Regions from separate parts of the Homo sapiens genome. Here region 1 is linked to region 2. Evidence: chromatin loops called from intact Hi-C (ENCODE). Cell type or tissue: heart left ventricle. All regions are shown on one strand. Region 1 overlaps UBE3C (ubiquitin protein ligase E3C). Region 2 overlaps DNAJB6 (DnaJ heat shock protein family (Hsp40) member B6).

Region 1 (2,500 bases), 140 kb before region 2:
TCTTTTTTTTTTTTGAGATGGAGTTTCACTCTTGTTGCCCAGGCTGGAGTGCAGTGGCGCAATCTCGGCTCACCACAACCTCCACCTCCCGGGTTCAAGTGATTCTCCTGCCCCAGCTTCCCGAGTAGCTGGGATTACAATGCGCCACCACGCCCAGCTAATTTTTGTATTTTTAGTAGAGATGGGGTTTCTCCATGTTGGTCAGGCTGGTCTCGAACTCCCGACCTCAGGTGATCTGCCTGCCTTGGCCTCCTGAAGTGCTGGGATTACAGGCGTGAGCCACCGTGGCCGGCACGACAGAGCCTTTTACGTGGTCTTCCTTCACTTGTAGTTGCATGGATCAGGACTTCATTCCTTTTCTGGCCAAATGATATTCCATTATATGGATATACCACAAGGTCTTTACTGGTTGATGGACATTTGGGTTGTTCCTATGTTTGGGCTAATAAGAATATTACTGTTATAAACATCCACATACAGCATACTAAAATAATTATTAATGAGTTAGTAACATCTGGGATTTGCTTCAAATACACTCTGTGCATCCATAATCTGAAAATCCAAAATGTTCCAAAATCCAAAACTTTCTGAGTGCCAACATGAAGCTCAAAGGAAATGCTGATTGGACCATTTCAGGTTTTTGGATTAAGGACTCTTACTGATAAGTATAATGCAAATATTCCAAAATTTGGGGGGAAAAAATACAAATCCAAACACTTCTGGCCCAAGTATTTCACTCAGATAAGGGATACTGACCCTGTGTGGTGAGAACAGGGGCAGGAAGTGGGGCTATCAGTTCCAGAGACTGGCCGGGAGGTGTGATGCCTGATGAACTGGCTGTGTGGGGTTGGGAGCTCATACACTGTTCTGTCTACTTTAGCATATGGGGCTTTGTTGTTGTTGTTGTATTGTTTTGAGACGGGGTTTCACTCTGTCACCCAGGCTGGAGGAGTCTAGTGATGGCATCTCGGTTCACTGCACCCTCAGCCTCCTGAGTAGCTGGGATTACAGGCGTACACCACCAAACCTGGCTAATTTTTGTGTTTTTTGTAGAGATAGTGTTGCCCTGTGTTACCCAGGTTGATCTCAAATTCCTGAGCTCAAGCGATCCTCCTGCCTCAACCTCCCAAAGTGCTGGGATTACAGGCATGAGCCACCATTCCTGGCTAATTTTTGTGTTTTTTATAGACATGGGTGTCTCCCTATGTTGTCCAGGCTGGTCTCAAAGTCCTGGGCTCAAGTGATCCTCCTGCCTCAGCCTCCCAAAGTGCTGGGATTACAGATGCAAGCCACCATGCCTGTCCAAGAGCCATATTTATTTGGTTACAACTTATTTAGTTGCTTTTGTTTCTGCATATTTTTCCATACCATAGAGCTGAATTTTCACCAATGCAAAATTTAGATAATTTGGCGGGGGGGCTGTTACTGTCATTAGGAAGTACTCGACATCCAGTGATGTCGCTTGCTGCTAGGTCTTGCACCACCTAGTGGCCTGATTTCTAAATGGCATAAAAGCCTTCGGACGGTGAGTGTTGTGGTGACCTGCCTGAGGCCTTTGCTAATGCGAGTATTTCCCATTTTTCCTTCTGAAATAAATGTTAATAGTGAAACGTCGCATATGCAAGAATTCCATTAAAGCACTGCCGATAATACTGGAATCTGTTAAAAGCAAAAGTGTGAAGTTAAGATGTTCCAGTTATTCATAGAGATTCCCACTGAGTTAAAAAATTATAGATAATGTATGAGAATAATTATACTAAAGAGCCTAATGAGAAAAATTAAGAAATTCACTAGTGAAGCACCTAATTTAGAGGGAGATCTTAAGGATTTCTGTAGAAATAAATAGGTAGTCCTCCTTACAAGTTTTTAAGTTTATAAAGTATGATTTAAAGACTTGTAATATGCAAATACTTTATTGTGTCAGCAGGTTATGTTAATTAATCATCCCTTTTAAAATATGGTGCTGCTCTCAAATTTGTTTTTTTCAGTGTAATCAATTTGGCTGTTAATCTGTTTAATAGTGACCATGAAATTTTAGACGACTAATTTACATAGAACTCTTTCTAGCAGAAAATGCTAAGGGTTTAAGAAGGACCCACAAATAATCATCTGTTAGGTAGAAAAGATTGGACTTGAGTCACGACACCTTGGTTCAGGTCCTGGTTTGGCCGCTTTTCTGTGAGGCTTAAGGAAGTCACAAGACCCCTTCCTCATCTCAGACGGGTGTGAGTGCCGGAGGATGAAATGAGCTAATGGAAGTAGGTCATGTATGGTGGTGTCTTGTGGGGCTTTATGGATTCCAAGTGAAAATAGACTTTCTGGAGGAGCAGAAAGGACAGCTCTTGGTATCTTGCTGTCCTGAGAACTGCTCCAGTTAAATATATTTGTATTTAGAGGAAATTTTAAATATGTCCCTCAGATCTGAAATTTAGCACTTATGTGACATGATTTTTAAGTACACATAGTTGTTTAGGCTTAGCCTGAGAGAGAATTTTAAATT
Region 2 (2,500 bases):
CTGAAATGTGAGCCACGTAGTGTCGGCCTGCTGTGAAGTTAACATTGCCAGGACGATTCTTCTACAGAAATAATTTCAATTTTTTTCAGTATTTAGTAGTGAAAGATATTAATACATTAATGGTAATACATTTCTGGTTTAATATAAATTAAGGATGTTTTCTAGTTGTGCATGAATGCTGGCAACTTAGTAAGTTTTGACAATTGTTTAAATATGTAATGTTAAGCTTAGGTTTAAAAAAGTAAAGCTGGTAAACTGGGTCTTTGTCATTTGCTTTAAAAAAAAAAAAAAAGAAAATAAATGCGAATGTGTTGGTGCATTCTTCCTGAGTGGGATCTGGAGCTTTTTTGTGTCTGTGTATGATTTGTGCCTGGGCTTCTAGTGTCACTTTAATAGCGTTTCGTGCTGTTCATTCAGGTGGATGCCGCACCTCAGTTACATGTAGACATTTTCTTCAGTATATTTGAAGTATATGAAGATTTTCATATTGTAAGTTGTGATTTAGCAATTGATCAAACATTTAATTATGGTAACATTTCTACAGGAGAGGGAAGAAACCATTGTATAATTTTTCACTCTTAAAGTATGTTCTAGTTTGATGTAAGATCACTTACGGATCCGGGCGCGGTAGCTCAACGCCTGTAATCCCAGCACTTTGGGAGGCTGAGGCGGGTGGATCACCTGAGGTCAGGAGTTTGAGACCAGCCTGACCAAGATGGTGAAACCCCTGTCTCTACTAAAAATAGAAAAATTAGCTGGGTGTGGTGGCAGGCGCCTGTAATCCCAGCTACTCTGGAGGCTGAGGCAGAAGAATTGCTTGAACCCGGGAGGTGGACGTTGCAGTGAGCTGAGATCGTGCCATTGCACTCCAGCCTGGGAGACAGAGCAAGCCTTCATCTCAAAAAAAAAAAAAAATCACTTTGGGACAGTCAAGGTCTTTTGTTTCTCAGTTTGTAATATCTTTCATGATTACCATTGGTAACTAGAATCCTAGCTGTAGTGAATATTGAACTAGACTTTGACTGAATTTGAAACTGTTTTGGAACTAAACAGCGTGAAAACCGCTAGAAGGACAGGCGGTTCCCTGACAAACAGCGTAGCGTGTTCCATCCGTGCTGGCTTTGCAGGAGGGCATAGAGATTGCTCGGGATACGCCAGAGCCCTTAAGCAACCTCACGTGCTGTTACTGAAAATAAGTAAAAAATATTTTAAGGAATTTCATAGGAGCTCAAAAAAGCATAGCAACAGTTAAGTAATTGGGGACAGTTGAAGTACAAGAAGAACAACGAGTGATGTGCTTGTCTGTTGTGTCGGAAATAACCCAGCACGCGGCACTTCCTGTCTCTGGATAAGGTAGGTATGCAGCCATGGCACGTGCGGGAAAGCGGGACAGCGCCCTCTAGTGTTGGAAATCCCACTCACAACTAGCATTGTGCGATCATAGAGCGCGCTTTTGTTTATGCCATCAGGACGGGTGGTTTTTTGTTACTAAATAAATTCAAGTAGATACTTGGACTAAGGCGTTTTATATTTTTCATTAGTGGGTGGGATGAGTCAGTGCAGCAGCCTTGAGACATCCAGGGATGTCCAGAAATACCAGGAAAATGAAAAGTCTTTACCTGTAATTCTTAAACTAGGAAGCATTTTGCTATAGCGTTGGTACTACACAATTTTAGAACACATTTGGTTGTTCTAGACTTTGTGGAGTGTTTCATGCAACTCTAGCTGTGAACAGTTTACTCAACATGGTGTTACAGGTAAAATATGTTTGACTCCTAAGGAATCTTTCTTGTGAAAATTTTTTTTTGAGGAGGAGGGAGCATTCATTTGTACTTGGGAAAACTACTGTTTTGTTTGTTTGTTTGTTTGTTTGTTTTTTTGAGACGGAGTCTTGCTCTGTCATCCAGGCTGGAGTGCAGTGGTGTGATCTTGGCTCATTGTAACCTCTGCCTCCCGGGTTCAAGCAGTTCTCCTGCCTCAGCCTCCTGAGTAGCTGGGATTACAGGCACCCACCACCACACTCAGCTAATTTTTGTATTTTTAGTAGAGATGGGATTTCACCATGTTGTCAGGGCTGGTCTGGAACTCTTGACTTCAAGTGATCCATCCACCTTGGCCTCCCAAAGTGCTGGGATTACAGGCGTGAGCCACTGCGCCTGGCTGAGAAAATTACTTTTATTCTGTTCTTCCATTGATAGAAGTGTAATTTTATTAAGTTACTAATAGAATAGAAAGCCTATTTGTTGCTGTCAAATCTTACACCTTTCATTTTTAAACCCCGTTAAGTTTATTCCTAGAGAATTCAGTCTAAGGGTGCATGAGAGTACCTTTGAAAAGTTAGGAAATGGCTGTGAGCATTGATACCATCACTCAAGTAAGTGATGGCTTGGAAGAATAATAGCATTTGATTTAAATTACAGTTTTTGGTAAATTCAACAGTCTCTTTACTTGCTGTAGTGTTGAGCGCCTCTGAAAATAGGAAGCTGAACGCTCCTTAACG

Evidence for each region. Peaks named below come from ENCODE experiments on the same cell type or tissue, not always from the same donor. Only the 100,000 strongest peaks of a DNase experiment are listed, where the experiment ranks them.
Region 1: it touches region 2 in a loop (2.4-fold over the local background); 5 of 110 quality-filtered maps call a loop at or near these places.

What each region holds. Positions count from the first base shown.
Region 1 is chr7:157,249,319-157,251,818 of GRCh38, forward strand. All of the region lies in intron 19 of UBE3C (ubiquitin protein ligase E3C), which reads left to right. Among named protein-coding and RNA genes, the nearest start is that of DNAJB6, 86 kb to the right of the region's middle. In heart left ventricle, a CTCF peak has its summit at 1,486 (motif pointing left); no DNase peak of the experiment used is centred here.
Region 2 is chr7:157,385,984-157,388,483 of GRCh38, forward strand. The region is part of intron 8 of DNAJB6 (DnaJ heat shock protein family (Hsp40) member B6); the gene reads left to right. Among named protein-coding and RNA genes, the nearest start is that of DNAJB6, 50 kb to the left of the region's middle. In heart left ventricle, CTCF peaks have their summits at 1,415 (motif pointing left) and 1,614; a DNase peak (open chromatin) is centred at 1,368; H3K4me3 peaks cover 220 bases; H3K27ac peaks cover 1,234 bases.